Regions from separate parts of the Homo sapiens genome. Here region 1 is linked to region 2. The links are chromatin loops, found by intact Hi-C in ENCODE. Cell type or tissue: breast epithelium. All regions are shown on one strand. Each heading gives the region's core, and the rest is flanking DNA. Links, peaks and the distances in the headings are about the cores only.

The links. A loop is a pair of places that touch in the nucleus more often than their neighbours do. Peaks named below come from ENCODE experiments on the same cell type or tissue, not always from the same donor. Only the 100,000 strongest peaks of a DNase experiment are listed, where the experiment ranks them.
Region 1: a loop joins it to region 2, with 17 times the contacts of the local background. A loop is called at or near these places in 1 of 110 quality-filtered maps.

Annotation. Positions count from the first base shown.
Region 1 is chr14:70,326,297-70,329,209 of GRCh38, forward strand. SYNJ2BP-COX16 (SYNJ2BP-COX16 readthrough) reads right to left here. Exons shown (of 5, transcript NM_001202549.2): 4 at 2,878-2,913; 5 at 1-153. The coding sequence ends at 37. COX16 (cytochrome c oxidase assembly factor COX16) reads right to left here. Exons shown (of 4, transcript NM_016468.7): 3 at 2,878-2,913; 4 at 1-153. The coding sequence ends at 37. Among named protein-coding and RNA genes, the nearest start is that of COX16, 32 kb to the right of the region's middle. In breast epithelium, for the core only: no CTCF peak of the experiment used is centred there; no DNase peak of the experiment used is centred there.
Region 2 is chr14:69,928,541-69,931,453 of GRCh38, forward strand. All of the region lies in intron 1 of SMOC1 (SPARC related modular calcium binding 1), which reads left to right. Among named protein-coding and RNA genes, the nearest start is that of SNORD169, 48 kb to the right of the region's middle. In breast epithelium, for the core only: no CTCF peak of the experiment used is centred there; a DNase peak (open chromatin) is centred at 1,310.

The sequences.
Region 1 (2,913 bases), core at 265-2,764, 400 kb after region 2:
TTAAAAAAAAAAAAAAGGAAAAAAGAATCAGCAGAGTCAAGTTGTCTTAGTCTTAAGGCTTTCTGGATTTCTTCCTTGGAGGAGGTCAGGATCTTCCCAAGGCCTGGGTCCTCGAATATTCTTCCAGTCATCAAACTTGGAGTCTTTGATTTTCTATAGAACCACAAAAAATTAAAGTATAAATATTAGTATAAGAGCCTGTGGCTTTGATTAGGACACAACTAACTCAATGAATAAATGAGTAGAAAGTATCCGATAGGTCCTCGATTACAACTGTAGCAAATAAATCAACTACAATCATTGATGAAATGTCATCTTAAGATTTAGAACTTTTCATTTGTTACTGATGTTAATGCCTATCTTACGCCACCTTAACCGTAAAACTATTAAAATAGAGAAAGAGTCTACATGCCTTATTTTTGAGAGGACAAGGAAAAGGCTGAAGCTGGGAAAACAAAAGTACAAATCTGAAGGCTGATCCAGCACAGTGACTGAAAGGGTTATCAGGGATGATGGTAGAAAATAAGAAGAAAAGAACAAAGGGTGGAGACCCTAAAGTCTTCTACAAAAAAGAAAAGAGACCAAGATCATTTGTCTTACGCCTGGGCTTAGGAATGAAAAGACTTTCCTACAGCTATCTATCATAAGCAAAACACTTTTGGGCAACTGAAACTAACTGCAACTACATTATGGATCATCCTACCTTCATTTAGTCTGAAGTACCTCTCAAGCACAAAAATAGTTGGAATAAAAGGGAAGAAATAAATGTTTCTTCACCTTTCTCCTACTGACCACCACTCTGACATTAACTTTTACATATCTGCTGTTTTGGTTGTTCTGAAATAATTGAGTAAGATGGAAAAAAAAAGCTGTGAAAACATAGGATAGCTTATATCCAGAGACAGGGAAAATGGAATAAATTTACCTTGACACTTGGATACTAAGCATTACTCTCTTACTAACTAGCTATATAACCTTTGGAAAGTAATTTAAGCCACCTGGGCATTAACTCTCTCATAAGTAACAATGAAAAGGTTGGACCAAATACTCTACATTTGAGAGTCTTCAGCTCTCAAATTCTACAGGTCCTAGAAGAACTAGAAGGAAAATCTACTCCCAGACAAACTCTTCATAGCATCATTACTGGTATAGCACTTGTAGAACTACAAGTTAGCAAGTTACAGGATTTTTTTTTTTAATCAATGGGAAAGTAGTAAATGAAAATACTGTTCACTTATAGTTTTACCAGGAGTCTGTATTACATATATACATGAAGGAACAAAATTCAACTAATTTAGCATACAAGAAGAATTTAGATTATTTCATAAGTATAGTTATGAAATGATCTAAAGTTATTAAAAGATTTTAATAAAGAATAATGGCCATTATCCAGGTAACGTAAGATATGTATGCTTAACAGAACTGAAGAAAATTCTTAAATAACAAGTTCATGTAAAAGTAGTCTAGCCTTTACAGATCTTTGGTGAAGGAGATTCCTTGTAGAATTCTACAAAACGTGCACAGTGGCTGAAGAATGGGCTATGTAAATGTGCTGAGAAAAACCACCCAAGACATAACACTTCACAGCCAACTGGTATAGGCCTGAGTGTGGAACAGCGTCAAGAAATGCTGAGAAAAAACAGTGTCAAGAATATGGAGTTTCCAGGCCTGCCAGAGTGGAGACCTTTCTTTTAACATTTTGTTGCTACCCTGACATCCACCTAAGACACCAAAAGGACTGTTCTTCAGGAGTAAAAATTATGCCTGAGAATAAGATTTTTTTTTTTTTTTTTTTTTTTTTGAGACGGAGTCTCGTTCTGTCACCCAGGCTGGAGTGCAGTGGCGCGATAAGATTTTCTTTAGACTCACCCCAACAAAGCTTAAAGCCAAGCCTTGACAAGATTCTCTGGGGAGATAGTCTGGAGATTGAGTCCCAACAAGGGAGAAGGGCCAAGGAAAGATAGCTAGCCCTTCAACAGATACTTCCCTACAAAGCACAAAATGAAGTTTAAGGTGATTAGCTAACAATTAAATTGTCAAAATAAAAATCAACACTCTTCAGAATTTTCTTCAGTGTATTATTCACAATGACTACCTTTCAATACAAAATGACCAGACATATACAAAGAAACAGGAAAATATAATCCAGTCAAAAAAATGACAAACTCAAAGACATGAAGAACATCCTCACCACATCCCATAATATAGCGTGCTGTTAAACTCCTTGATTTTTGCTAATTAGATGGGTGAAAAGTGATACCTCGTTAGACTTTGACATTCCTATTATGATAAATTGAGCATCTCTTCATATGTTTAAGAATGATACTTATTTCCTTTTGTCCAAAAGTTTTACATGCTATGCTTTCCCATGTTCTTACTGAACAAATGAATTGTTGAACTTTTTCACATTGATTTGGAGATGGTCTTCATATTTAAGTAAATTAATGTGCCATGATAAGATTAAACTATATCTGTAGGATTTCTCATGTAATCTGTGACTTTATATACTTTTTTCATTCTTAACTTTTGAATTTGTATGTATGAACCCATTGATCTTTACTTTTAGAGCTTCTGGGTTTTATATCACATTTAAATAGGCTTTTTTGACTCAAGACAACAAACAAAATTCTCCATTTATATTCTCCTAGTACTTTCAGCATTTTGTTTTTTACTTTCAAATTCTTGATCCATCTGGAATTTATTTATTTGTAGTATATTAAGTATGGATCCATCTTTTTATTTGCTTTTCAAATGATTATAGTTTATCAAATACCATATATATTCAACGTAATTTTTTTCTGTACTACTAATACTTTTAAGGCAGATAAAACCAGTAACTGATTGTTATAAGACAGAGACTATATTAACATACCGTACCTCATATTCCGACTCTAAAGATATTTTATTCTCTTT
Region 2 (2,913 bases), core at 313-2,812:
GATCTTCCTGATCCTTGGTGTGGTGTGGCTGGGTGCCTTGGGGTTTCTATGTGCACTACTTTAGAGGTGCTCATTGGGGGGGGGGTCCCTTTTCTGCTTCCCAGGACTTTATTTCAGAGTACAAGTGAAACAAGAGCCTGCTTCACATATCAATTTGGGAGGAAAGTCTAGATTAATGGAGAATTCTTTGAACTCCATTTTGCCTAATTAATGTACCCATCTGAGTAGAGTTATTAATATTATATATCTTCAAAGCCTGAATAGTTAAAGCATGCGTATATTAAATATAATGCTTCCTCTGCTTATGTATGTTCTTATTTTCTACACTTGTCATAAATTTAACAGTTGGGGTCAAGCCCCCAACTCTTAGGTGGTGTTGATGCTGGGATATTGGACAGGGAAAGATACCTTTCTGGAGAAGGAATGACCATCTGGAAGTCTCTGTACACTGGAGTGAAACTCTCTGGAGGGTCCTGATCCCTCAGGAAGGTCTCTTCCAGGAGCTGGGAGTCTCCCCGGGGTTGCAAGCTTGCAAGCTGCATAGGAAGAGACCTTCTTGAGGTGGCATCTCATGTCTTTATAGTGACTGTCCAGCATCTGCCACATCAGAGATCCCTGGAGGCTCTATGCTCGCCCATTATGGAAGGAAGAGGGAGGAGGCACCCCATTTGCTGAAGCCTTTCCCTTCCATTCCCTACTCCATCTGCCTCCCCCAAACAATTTCAGTCTGAGGGCTGTGGAAGAGTCCTAATAAACATAGCTACCATTTATTGAGTATTTACAGTGTGCCAGGCTACAAGCTTTACATGCATCATCTCACTATTCCTCATGACCAATCCATGGAATGAGCATTCTTATTTTACAGATGAAGAAGCTGAGGCTCAGAGAGGTTAAGTGACTTGCCTAAGGTCATGCGGCAAGTAAGTCATAGAGCTGGGATTTGAAATCCTGGTCTGTCTGATTCTAAACGCCATACTCTTAACTACTGTGCTACGTTGGCCACAGAGATGCCTGAGAAACCGAGTGCTTTCTAAGACATTGGGGTGTTTTAGAGACATGTCCTGGAAGCTGTGTGAGAGGGAAGCCTGGGGCTCAGGGAAGCCAGAGTATTGAATCTTGGAGGCTTCTTTGGGAATCCAAGCCCCTGGAGAAGAAGGGAGGGATATGATCTCCCGGGGGAAAAGTACAACTCAATAAAGAGCTTCTTGGTTCTGGATTAAACACAGGTGGAACTGCTTCTTACTGGTAATTGGGAGTTTGGCCAGATTGTGGGGCTTGTTTCTTGGTCGGACAGGGAAGGAGGCAGCCCCAGAGGCGTTAGGCTGACGAAGGAAAAGAGAGGCCTTCTTACTCAGAAACCTCTTCCTGGTGTCTGGGCCAAGCTAGGATCAGTCTCTTTTCTGGAGATGCAAGTAGGGTCTGGTACAGGACTTGAGAGTTCGGCCCCACATCTGTGGTGACCCTCCCCTAGGGAGGCAGAGACGTGGCTGGGGGAGCAGCCCCAACCCCTGTATCCACTTCAGAGATGGGCTGTGGAATCCACATGTGCTTCTGCTGCTTGGCTTCTGGATCATTCCTGATTCTGTTCCCACCTCTGCCCTCACCCCTTTCATCCCCAGTGACTGTACCCCTGACAGCACCCTTCCCACTCCCCTGACAGCACCCTTCTCACCCCCCTGACAGCACCCTTCCCACCTCTGCACCTCTCCAGCCAGTTACCGAGGGACCTCACTGCCCATCCCACCACACTGCCCGTCCCAGAAGGCCGTCAGCTGCCGGATCACCTCACTTGAGAGGTCTGTAGGGGCACTTGCGATGTGCCAAAAACATTGCTCAGGTTGGATGGATGTGCTCTTGGCATGAGGGTGAGCAGAAACCGAGTCCTCTTTTGTGCAACATTATGTTTAAATTGCTTGAACCAAACTGTGGCTTTGGGGCAGGGCTGTTTTTCCCCTTAGCAGCTGACTGGGTGCAGAGGAACAACACCGAGTCAGTTCCAGCCACTTTTTCTGGGTAAGTGATGGCAGCCAGGTCACTGGGCTGGGGTTTTAGGAGTAGGAGGTCTGAGGAAGGGCCCCTGGGTATGCAAGAGAAAGGGTCAGGAAATGGGAGTTCCTGGGCCTCAGGGCTTAGGCCTCAGAAAAGCTCTGTCAAGGGAGGACCTTGAGAGCCTGGCCAGCTAGTGGCTTCTGAAGCCGGCTTCCCAGGCAAGGACACTCGCACCCCAGTGCCTGATGCAGCTCTTGGCCTGGAGCTGGGAATGCAGGGGGTGACCTGATTCCATTGCATTTGCTGAAGTAGGCTGGAACCAGAGATGGCGACAGCTGCTTCCAGAATCTTCCTCTAAACCATCTCCTGTGTTGATTCTTCTTTTCCATCTCCACTGCCACAGTGTAGCCCGGGCTGCTGTCAACACCTCATGCTTGCATTTGTGCCAGTGCCTCTTAACTGTCCATTTTGCATTTATTCTCTTTCCCCTTCACTCTGTTCTGCCCTCTGTGGCCAGAACAAGCAGCTGAAAACATCAGTTTTATGGAGTGACTTTCCTACCCAAGCTTCCACGGGTTCTTTCTGGGCCACAGAACTGAGGCTCGGCTGTCTTGAGGGAGCCATCCCACCTTCACACAGACATCTGGCAGCAGCCACATGGGCGTCTCCTCTGTCTCCTGCGCACGCATGGCCGTTTTATTCAGGGTGCTCTCCTCTGCCTGACATGCCTTTCCTCGTCTCAGCCATGAGGCCAAATGTTATTTATCCTTCAAGGGGCAGCCTGAGTCCCGCTCCCTCCGGGCAGTCTTCCCAGCTGCCCCAACTCCTCCTTCTCCAAGACCTTCAGCTCCACTCGCTGTCGTCCTCTGGACAATTCCATGACAGGCGGGCAGTGTATAGCTCTTCCTTGTTTGTTGGTCTTTT